Regions from separate parts of the Homo sapiens genome. Here all the other regions are linked to region 2. The links are chromatin loops, found by intact Hi-C in ENCODE. Cell type or tissue: PC-9. All regions are shown on one strand. Links, peaks and the distances in the headings refer to the core of each region. The heading gives the core; the rest is flanking DNA.

Region 1 (3,883 bases), core at 613-3,112, 110 kb after region 2:
AATTGTTCAAATTATGGTGCCTACTTCTGGAATAATGCTCTTCAGGCCTTCAGAGATTGAGATCGATTTATCAATATTTGGAAGGAAATTCTTGATACATTTGTTCAGAAAAAAATAGTAGATTTTTCAATGTGACATGCAGAATAATCCATTTTATAAAACAAACAAAAAACAAAAGCACAAATTTGGAGACTCTTGGCCCCTCCCTTGTTCTTGGCTGCCACATCCCATCCATCACCAAGCCATGCCACTACTCTCTCCTAAATTTCTCTATCCTACCCACCAGTGTCCCTTGCCTTTATCCCTCATGCAAGACTCTCTCAGCTCTGCAGTGACTTGTTTCTCTGTCCAGACATGCTGCTTCCTCTGTGCCAAGCAGGCAGCTCCTGTTCCTGGACCAAAGTCTGCTTCTTCTCAGGCATCACCTTAGCTGAGGCTTCCCTCCTGGATCCTCAAGCCTGGCCATTTGCTCCCCAGGTACCCAGCAGTCTGGATAGCATTGTTTTCCCTTGTCTTCTCTGTACCTGAATTTGCCCTCTAAGCTGCTGTTTCCTCCACTAGAGTAAGGATGAGAAAAAACAGGGGCTGGGTTTCATTTGCTATTGGATTCTCAGAGATAGCTCTCTACACAAGACATGTAGGGACCCCAGGAAAGTTTGTCAAATTCCTTGTGTGTTGTTCTTTATACATGGAGGTAATGCTTATGCCATATTCTTGACAACACACATGCTTTGGAATGATGCATTTATGAGATTATTATTTTGTTCAAGTTCAAATTCTATAGCTGTGGAAGAGAACAAGTACATCTGTACCTTACAGTGACTGGCGCTAATATCTGGATCCTATTAACATATGGAAAACAATAGTAGCATCTAATATTTGTATGCTGGTTTACAGTGTACATATTCACCAACCTAATTAATCTTACTAGTATCATGCTGCTCTAATGGTGTATTATTCTTCATTCCAGGCCAATGTTTTTTCCTAAGAAGTCTTCTGGTCTCCTGTGAGAAACTTGATGAGTGACACGGCTAAGCCCGACAGGCCAAAGCAAATGGTGTTAATAATTCAACACATATTTTTCGACTTTGTTTTGCTCAAAGATGTCAACTCCAGATAGGGGGAAGAGCTGCTTCTCTGTCTTCCAAAAGCCTCAAATATTTCAGGCTCGCCACCGCCCATGAGCCGTGGTTCCTTCCACCTTCCACTTCAAGAGTAAGTATTCCATGCTGCCAGAGCAGTGAGTCATAAAGGTGGCCGTGTTGCATCCTCATCTTCCTCTTGGTTCCTTTCATTTTTCTCCCAACTCACCTCCCTGCCTCTGGCCTGAGCCCCTCTCATTCACTCTCCTCTTCCGCTCCAGTGATCTTTCAAAAATGTAAGATTACTATATCACAATATGCTTTCGTGTCCTGCAGAGGCTCTGAAACTTCCATCTGTTTAACCCCCTGTTCAGTGCTGTGACAACCCGGCCTCTCTTCCTCCTCTGGGTCCATCTCCCACTGTCCACCTTGCGTGGCCCCTGACCCCTGCACTCCACACTTCAGCCACATCAAGCCCTTCGTCATGAGTGAACACATCAGGCTGTTTTCTGCTTTTATGCATTTTCAAACACTTTTCTCTATTCGACATGTTCTTTCATGCTTAGTCAACATAGGAAATTTCCTATTGAGACTTCAAAAACCTCCCACTCTGTGAAGGCATCTCTACTTTCCAAGAAAAACTGGCCATTTCCATTTGAATCACCACGATGTTTTGTCTTCACTTGTTATCCTGTGGCGTGCCCATGGGCCTACACACCTGTCACTCCTTGCAGCTATGAGATACCAGAGTACAATTATGGATTTTATGTTTCATTGCATCCTCTTGCCTGGCACGTGATAGGTGTGTTTATTCAGTGAATGAATGAACAAACTAATCGACCACAGAATGAAGTAGAGCCTCGAACCTGCATTAGGATTCTTTGACCACATGAGCAAAGGCACGAACAATAATTCTAGAATTTGGCTCAAAGTTTTCACTTGGTTTTCATTAAGGCCAGAGGCACCCTGTGGAACAATCCAAGGAAAAATTGCAATGGTCATTAATCTCCCTAAGAAATTCTAACTTTTCCTGCCAAATGTTTTACTAAGTCTTATGACTATTCACCAGTCTAGCCCATTAAAAATCATAAGGACTCTTAGAAACTGCATGCTGCTCCAACTTGTCCTAAAGCACTGAAGTTACCAACTGAGAGCCAGTCAAAAGTCTACCATTCAACAAAGTAATACATGATTATAAGAAAAATTATAAAGTAAGGCCAAGAATTGATCTGAACACAAATATATATTTGTCTCAGAACTCAAGGAGCTTCTTAAAAGGAGGAGAAATACCACTCACAGGGTTCCATCAGCTCACTTTGCTGACGCATTTGCTTTTGCCAGTGTTGGCAGCATGTGCAGTTAATGCATATCTAGGAATTAGCATGGCAGGGGGAGAGTGGGGAAAACATAATTTCCTAGCTGTATGCTTCAATTGATGCAGTCTTACAGAAATTACATTTGATGGGAAGGAAAAGTATTTAATCACTCCCTCTATGATGGACAGTTCGTTATTCCGACGTGACACATCCACAGGAAAAAGAAAGGCACATGCCTTGAGACTCACTACCTGTCTGCAATCTATGAGCCTGACATTCTATAGCAATCCATTTGGTTTAATAAACCACAGAAACTGTTTCAAACTTCTAAGGGGGTGCCAAGTAAAATGAGATGATTTGACTGGAATAACATGTTCTAACTGCACTGCAATGTAGAGCGGTGTTATTCTACTTTCCATTGTGCACAATGCATTCCACAAAGTATGGTCCAGTTGTATTTAATGCTGTGGCCACAGCCTTTACAGAATTTTGCTCTTCTAAGGTCCAGTTTTTTCAAAGGGACAGTAAGCAATCAGACACTAGTTTTATCTGATTAGTTTCTTTGGGAAGGCTAGGGCTAGGATATCAATGTTTATCAAATATTTCTATACTTCGAAATAGGTTTTCATTCTAGTGGGAAACAATTCTATAAAACTGGATGTGCGCCTTGCATTGTTCTTTTCTACTTTGTGTGTTGCTTGTTTTTCAGGATGCACTCTAAAAGATAGCATATTTAATTAAAACCTAGAAATGAAAACAATCATACTTTTAAAAATTAATCCCTCAGCATGATCTAGAAGCATGTCAATACCTTGGCCGTGGCAGTGACCCATCCAAGGTGCTCCATTCCATGGCTTGAGCTCTGCAATAACCCTCAGTACATGAAAAAGATGTTGTGGAAAAAAAAGGCCTTTTGTCTCAAGACAAGTGTCATGAAATGTATTCACTGAGGGGGATAAAAGTATTCCCTTTCTTAATTTACTTTTGGATAAGTAGACACAATTAATGAGGATTATTTAATAGAAGATACCTACTGGTCTTTTTTAAACATATAAATTATATTATTAAAAGTGAAAAGTTGAAGTACTTCTCTTTTTGTCTTAATTATTCTAATGTGCATTTAATATAAAAACAAGGTTTTTTGAAATTATAATTAGCTGCTGACAAATATAAATAAAACTTGCCAAAGTGAAGGATTCCAGAGTTACACAGATTTAAAGTTAGAGCCTATAATCCCAGCACTTGGAGGCTGAGGAGAGAGGATCTCTTGAGCCCAGGAGTTCAAGACCAGCCTGGGCAACATAACGAAACCAGTCCGTACAAAACAGAAAAGTTAGTCAGGCATGCTGGTGCAGGCTTGTAGTCCCAACTACTCCAGAGGCTGAGGTGGGAAGATCATTTGAGCCCATGGAGGTCGAGGCTGAGGTGAGCCATGATCGCACCATTGCACTCCAGCCTGAGTGACAGAGCAAAACTCTGCCTCAA
Region 2 (3,883 bases), core at 580-3,079:
CATTCATAAAGTGAACTCTCTTTGAAGTATAAAATTAATAGTTGAATGACACACCTCAAAGAGTGCCCCCAAAAGGTGACCAGAGCCTAACTCTGCAATTTTAAAATGTGAACATTTCCAGAGATGGGAACCCATGGGTGCTGATAGCATCCCCATCTGGGGCCTATTTCTCCTGCCATCCATCTACACGTAGTCTTCTTTGAAGTCAAAAAAACCTCTGAGGGAAATTGTTCCAGGATAATAGGTTGGAGGTACTCTTGGCAAATTGCTCCAAAAATAAACAAACACAAACAAAAGACTGTGAATCACAACTGTATTGTAACTTAAATGCAGCATTTTCCCCATGGAAACCCTGAAAGACTCTCTACAGATAGATATAAATGATAGATATACACATGCAGAAAGAAAACTTGTATATATACACATACGTAGGTATATTGTCTTAACAAGAACAAGTTAATCCTCATGAATAAGGTATCAGTTTTGAAAGTATTTCTGGAAAAAAACAGAGGAAAGAATAAGTGCTATAGTTGGGTGCCGTCTGGGTGGAGTTATAAATAGTGGAATAATTTAAAGACAGTGACAGGATTAATGATCACGGGGCCTGAAGTCTCACAATTTCTTCACACCAGGCCACACATATACAAATTACCAAAAGGCTAGCTGGGTAACACATAGGTCTAAGTGGGTTACTCCTCTGGTTAAATCTGTAAGTTAGCTCCCCACAGCCTACAGAACAGAGGTAGAGGTATTTGGCATGGCATACAGCATCTATTTGAGGCCAGGCATAGTGGCTTACACCTGTAATCCCAGTATTTTGGGAGGCGGAGGCAGGCAAATCACCTAAGGTCAGGAGTTGAAGACCAGCCTGACCAACACAGTGAAACCACATCTCTATTAAATACAAAATTAATTAGCCAGATGTGGTGGTGCACGCCTATAATCCCAGTTACCTGGGAGGTTGAGGCAGGAGAATCGCTTGAACATGAGAGGCAGAGGTTGCAATGAGCCGAGATCGTGCCATTGCACTCCAGCCTCGGCAACAGTCTCCGTCTCAAAAACAAACAAACAAACAAACAAACATCAACAAAAATCTATTCAAGATTGCACCATGCCTTTTTAAAAGAAAATTCCTTTCCTTACATATCCCACCCTGCTTTGCACAAGCATGGCACACACACACACTCACACATTCACACAGGCTCACATACGTCTCACTCCAATCAAGCAAAACAGCTTGCAGTTGGGCCTTTGCACATGCTGTTTTCTCTAGCTCAGGGGTCAGCAAACTTCTATGTAAAGGGACAAATACCAAATATTTTCGGCTATTGAAGGATAAAGGTTCTGTTTCACTACGATGTTGTTGGACATAAATGAATACACATGGCTGTGTTCCGATAAAACTTTATTTATGGATGCTGAACTCCAAATTTCATATAATTTTCATGTGTCATGAAATACTTTTCTCCCTCTCGCCACCATTTAAATATATAAGACCATATTTAGATCCCATGTCACACAAAAACAGGCAGCAGCAGCGGGCCTGTTTGGGCCCACAGGTCACACTTTGCCACCCTGCTTCAGTCCTGCAGTCTTAGTTTATTTATCTCCAACATGTTCTTTAAAGCAGTCTTGGGAGCCTTCCATGCCCAAGCATAGTGTTGTCAAAGCCTCTTTAATACAGCTCTCTCAAATCATTTGTTTCAATATTTTAAATATGTTGTACTATCTTTCCTCCCAACCAGGCTCTGAGTTCTTTATCAGCAGGAAAAGCCTTTTGTAACTGTGTATCCCATCAAGCTCTCAACATGTGGCAAATAAATAAATAATCACGGAAAGTGAGAGGATAGTAATTTCTATACTCCTTCTTTCTCTTCTTCTGAAAAATATTTCTTATGAGTCATTCCTCTATGGATAAAAGGCATTCGGTACAGTGGTGCAGGGAGACAGTCTACTTGGCAAATCCAAGCCCTGTCAATGTCAAGTTCCAGGTTCTTTGTCAGTGATAATTGCTCATGTACCCTGGTTCAGGGTGTGGCTGATGGTATTCATCCCACAAACATTCTGTGGCTGCTGGGTATCAGGACTGCAGCTGGGAATGGGACAAAGAGCTTCCTTGCCCTCAGGAATGTACAGAGTGGTCAGGAAGAAAGCTTTCAAAAGTCAGTCTGAGGAGAGAGTGAAAAGAAAGAGCCACAGGAGCACAGAGCAGAGGAAGCCGTTCTGTGGGAGAGAAAGAGGTTAGGAAAGGATCCCTAGGGGGTAGTCTGCACACCAAGACCCAAAGGTAAACTGGAGTTGGCTAGGTAACAGAGAGAGAGAGAGAGAGAGGATAATGATATGGTTTGGCTCTGTGTCCCCACTGAAATCTCATCTCTAATTGTAATCCCCACATGTCAAGGGAGGGAGGTGATTGGATCATGGGGGCAGTTTCCCCCATGCTGTTCTCATGATAGTGAGGGAGATCTCACAAGATTTGATGGTTTTATAAGGGGCTTTTCCCCCTTAGCTTACACCTTTCTCTTGCCTGCTGCCTTGTAAGACATGCCTACTTCCCCTTCCACCATGATTGTAAGTTTCCTGAGGCCTCTACAGCCATGCAGAACTGTGAGTCAATTAAATCTCCTCTCTTTATAAATTACCCAGTCTCAGAAATGTCTTTATAACAGTGAAAACGGACTAAGACAGGTGTCTAAGCAGAAGGAACAGCTTGGACAAAGGCTCAGAGGTAGTAGAGCCAGAGAGGAAGAAGGTTGCTCAGCCACTCCCTTTAGCAGTGTTTGCATTGGGCCACATAAAAGGTGTTCTCAGGGAACTAGCTGCTGTCTGGCCTGAGTAAACCTTCATCACCTGCAAATGGAGAGCAGTGAGTTAAATACTGTGTATGGTCGTTCGTGAATACATTTTTTCTAGATGCTGCCCTTATTATTTCAGGACCCTTAGTGCTTTTTGTTTAATGAGATGTTCTGTGGGTTTGAACCCTTGTAGTCTTTCATTTGTGTTTCCTTCTCCCTCCCTTAGTTTACTGAGCACCTTAAGGGATGAGTTTGTTTGTTTTTTTTGTAGAACTTATTTGACTTTACATACCTATAAGATTTCATTCTTTCAAGAAATATCTACTACGCATCTTTTGTATTCCTGCACTGTTCTAGGTGCCTGGGATACATCAGAATAAAACAGACAATGATCCCTGCACTGGAGAATCTTTCACGGGAAAGAAGGACTGAGATAAAGTCAACAACACTCACAAAATAATAAATGAGCTAATGATATACTAGACGGTTGTGAGGAAAAAAGAATGTAAGGCAAGGTAGTGGAGAATGTGAGGCTGAGGGGTGCAATTTAAAGAGGAATTTAGGAAAGTCTTCATGGTGAAAGACACTTTGAGCATAGACGATGAAAGGGAGGGAATTGGCCATAGGAATATTTCCAGGAAGAGGGAGTAGTCAATGCAAAAGGCATTGGGCAGGAACAGGTATCATTCTATCATTCTGAAAACTTCAGGTAAGACCATGTGGAAAAGTAGTGAGGAGTTGCAGGAAGTGAGACCAGGCACAGGCTGTGGAGAGTCGGATCCTGAAGTGTCCTGGGGAATCCTGTACCCACTGTGGCTTTTATTACCGTCTCCAAAGAAGAGCCATTGCAAGGGTTTGAACAGAGGCATGACATCATAACCCCACCTGTGTGTTGGAGGAATAATTTTGGCTGTGGGTTGCAATGAGATGGTAGGAACAAGAGCAGATCTCGGGAGGTGGCGAGGAGTCCCTTGTAGCAATCCAGGTGAAGCATTGTGGGGGCTCAGACTGGGGCAGGAGAAGGACAGGTGCTGAGAAGCGTTTCTGGAGAGCTGCGGAAGCAAAGCCAGCGGTGCCTCCTCATTGGT
Region 3 (3,883 bases), core at 613-3,112, 560 kb before region 2:
TTTATGATCTTAAGTTGTATCAGAAGGGTACAGTAATCTCTTGATCAAAAGTGGTTATTTAAAGATTGAGTGACTAGTCCTGAGATATAAAAAATGAGAATAAACTTGAATGATTTCAGAACGTCTTCCAGAAAGTTTAGAAATATAGGGAAAAAGAGAGGTGGCATCATAAACTTAAAATTAGATACAATCAGTCTAAAATGGCAGTAAAGCATGTTCAGACATACAGAATACATTCCCAAAATTTGGATCCTAGATGGTCTGAAAGGCAGCGGAATCCCAGGGGTGAGCCCAGAGTCTTCTGTTTTTCAGCAGCTCTAGACCTTTTGAATAGTTTCCAGGGTAACAACTAACAGCTCCCTCATCACGTTCAACTTGGTGGAAACATTACTAATGTCAATGATAGGACACTTTCTTGTCTACATAATAGCAAATTCATTGATTTGGTTTTAAACTACTGCTCAGCGGGGCACAGTTGTCTATTTTTGAGTGAACAGCTTTAATAAAACTTTTTATTAGGTTTTCAAATATGCAGAAATGTATTGCCTAAACAAACATTTTGGGGGAGACAATTACTTAATTATAATGACAGTTAAGTCACACTGGAAAAAATTACCAACATTTTTCTGCCAGTAATTCGAAACACACATTTGGAATTTTATGGTATATTTAATGAAAATAAAATTTATATAATAATACCAAGAATATCCCTGTAAGTGATGAAAAGCAGAAGAATATTGCTCTCATTTTCTAAGCCAAAAGGCTTAGAGTTCTACAATATAAGAAAATGTTACTTTGCACCAGCTTTTAAAACAATATAATTATTTATTATGGATCTAAACTAATACAATTTCTCTTCCAAAAATATTTCAAAGTATTTCCCCTTTGGAGAAGGTATACTTTAAACTATTTTTAAAAGCTAGGAAATGCAAACATATATATATATGTATATACAGGGTGGAGTTTGTGCATTTCATGAAGGAATTCAGAGTAAGAATATAAAATAAAAGAGTGTAATGCAAGATATGGCAACAGATTTCTTAATTTTGAAACAGGTCAATCAGCTCTACTATATTCTGTTTCTACAATCGATAGCTCTCATTCCTGCTCCTCATCCTGCAAATGTATCTCTCATGCCAAGCAAGAGCCAGTGGGAGAACATAGATCACATAGCTGGTCGGTGATGCCCCATCAGCCCTAATGGAGAATCCAGTCAATATTCATGCACCATGTAACAGCTGATCAGCCACAACATTAACCCAACCATAAAACATAACATTTAAAAGCCAGATAAAAATATTTTCCCCATTTTATTTTTTACTGTACTACAAATATTGTCAGGAAAACAATCCATTAACTCACTGCTCTTCTAAAAGGATCGACTTAGTAGCCCATAACATTGTCCCAGGTAAATGATGCAGGTTTTGTGTATTGTGTTTGTATATAGCCTGAGGGCCCTCACGGATGAAAAGGGATCCATTTTTTTCCACTTTTATTTTAAATTCTTTTGTTCATTTTATCAACAGTCAAAGGTTTGGAATGTAAAATTAATGAGCAGGTCTGTAATCTTTCAGTGAAATCTTAAAGGTCCACTTTTCCACAATCACAAAGAGATGGAAAGGAGGCCAGGCTACATTTTTCTTCCTGAAGCATGGTTGATGATTTAAACTCACTAAGAAATAAATTTTTTTTTCTTAAGGAACAAATAAGAGCCTTGTGCTCACTCTTGCTTCACATTTGAATATGACTCTCATACTGTTGTTCTAAATGAAATTTGTCATGCATCCTTAAACAGATGGATTTTGAGTTTCTGTTGTGGAAATGTATTCATCCAGTGTTAGTATGAGCTAGGCTGGTATTTAGAAGGAGCCAAAGGTTTTGACTCTTGGGAGACATAAGACATAGCTTGCCCTAGCTCCCCAGCTCAGGGAAAGAGGAAGAACAACCTTTAACCCACAGAACTGTGCATAGCCCCCACTAGAAACCTCGGGCTCCTCTTCTGTCCTCAAGTCCATGCATTCATTAAAAACTCACTTGCAGCCGGGCGCGGTGACTCACACCTGTAATCCCAGCACTTTGGGAGGCCAAGGCGGGTGGATCGCAAGGTCAGGAGTTCAAGACCAGCCTGACCAACATGGTGAAACCCCGTCTCTACTAAAAATACAAAAATTAGCAGTGCATGATGTCATGCACCTATAATCCCAGCTACTCAGGAAGCCGAGGCAGGGGAATCACTTGAACCCAGAGGCGAAGTTTGCAGTGAGCTGAGATCACGCCACTGTACTCCAGCCTTGGTGAAAGAGCGAGACTCCATCTCAAAAAATGAACAAACAAACAAAAAAACAAAAAAAAACCTCACTTGCCTTTGACTGCAGTCCATACCCACCTTGTGTCTCACATAGGGAAGGCCTAGAGATCCCTGATAGAGCAACTTAGGGTCACGTGTCTAAACTTGGACGTGGTGATATAAAAGTGGAGTCTTAGTCCACATTAAAAATGAGGAAGCTACGGCAGAGAAAGTTCAGTGACTGGCTGCAAGTGACAACATGCATTACTTAGAGTTCAGCATAAACCTTGCCATCCCTCAGTGCCTATTTCTGATGTTTCCCAAAGAAGCAGATGAAAATGATATTTTTAAAAACCCAACAAATTATGTTTCTCTGGGTGAAATAGCTTTTAGTATACTTCATTTTTTTTGCTACGTTCTTTAACAAAAAAGCAATAAAAAAAAACCCTTCATAACAACAACAATAAAAAAAAACACATAAAAAAAGGAAACCAGAGCCAAAAGCATGCATCAAAATATGCAGCTATTAAATATTACCATTTTAATTTGGGAAAAAATAATGAGGGTTTTGCAATAGTTTCAATGCCTTAACTTCGAGATCAGATAAGAAATAGCAAAGAAGAAAGAAAGTGAATTGAGATGGTAATTTCCCGGTCAGTGACCTACATATGCCAGGACTGAGCACTCTAAAAGTGCAAAGAAAACCAGTGCCACTCATTGGAGAAAAATGCACATAGATTTTAAAATGTTGGTAATCATTCGTCACACATTTATTAAAGTAATTAACATTGAGGAAAGTAGTATAGTCCATGTTGTAATTTTTTTTTATTTCTTGACCTTACACTTTCTTCTCGAGAGTGGTAAGTTTTATTTTGACCTTTTACTGTATTATTCTTAAAATTAGCTCATCAGCCTTCTATTAAATAATTCTTTTATTAAGAGAGGGTATAATTATTAATGCAAATTGTGAGGTTGAAAGTTGAGATATGTGCAGCCTTTTTCAAGAGTTTATCCTTTGAAATGTTCAAAATAACATATTGACAGAGGTGTGTGCTTTAAAGAGACTTTAACAAAACATCTGTCATAGGATTGTTGCTATAGAAACTGGTTTATTAAACATTAAAGTTAATAAATTCAAAAACCACTTAGGCTGGCATGAAAGAAAGAAGTTTATAAATGTAATTGAGGTACAATAGGAAAATAGCAATCTCACAGCAGAGGGATCTCCTTCATGTCGCCTTCTGAGATCTGAAAGATCAGCGGAAAAATGTCATGGTTGATATTTGGGGTATGGGAAAGACATAGAGAAAGTGAGTTGTTAGACACCTGGGATATTTTCAAACACTTGTGTAGGTATTTATTTTTCTCAAACCTTTTAAAGGTTGCTATTTCCAAACTAGGTCAAATCAGGGTCTCATTATAACTTTTGTGGGAACTAAGTACTTTTGTTTTCATTGGGCTCTGGCATCATATTGATATCAACATTGAACATTTTTAAAGGTTAAATATTTTATTTTTTCTGTTTCAGACAAAAATTTAATAGATTTTTATTGTATGTATTAGAGTTCTCTAGAGTGACAGAACGAATATGGTAGA

What was found. A loop is a pair of places that touch in the nucleus more often than their neighbours do. Peaks named below come from ENCODE experiments on the same cell type or tissue, not always from the same donor. Only the 100,000 strongest peaks of a DNase experiment are listed, where the experiment ranks them.
Region 1: a loop joins it to region 2, with 7 times the contacts of the local background. A loop is called at or near these places in 1 of 110 quality-filtered maps.
Region 3: it touches region 2 in a loop (7-fold over the local background); 1 of 110 quality-filtered maps calls a loop at or near these places.

The regions. Positions count from the first base shown.
Region 1 is chr13:106,261,925-106,265,807 of GRCh38, forward strand. All of the region lies in intron 2 of LOC107984626 (a long non-coding RNA gene), which reads right to left. Among named protein-coding and RNA genes, the nearest start is that of LINC00460, 110 kb to the right of the region's middle. In PC-9, for the core only: no CTCF peak of the experiment used is centred there; no DNase peak of the experiment used is centred there.
Region 2 is chr13:106,149,472-106,153,354 of GRCh38, forward strand. No RefSeq gene overlaps it. Among named protein-coding and RNA genes, the nearest start is that of LINC00460, 230 kb to the right of the region's middle. In PC-9, for the core only: no CTCF peak of the experiment used is centred there; DNase peaks (open chromatin) are centred at 1,990 and 2,780; H3K27ac peaks cover 2,500 bases.
Region 3 is chr13:105,588,549-105,592,431 of GRCh38, forward strand. The region is part of intron 6 of LOC105370345 (a long non-coding RNA gene); the gene reads right to left. Among named protein-coding and RNA genes, the nearest start is that of DAOA-AS1, 85 kb to the left of the region's middle. In PC-9, for the core only: no CTCF peak of the experiment used is centred there; a DNase peak (open chromatin) is centred at 1,673; H3K27ac peaks cover 1,208 bases.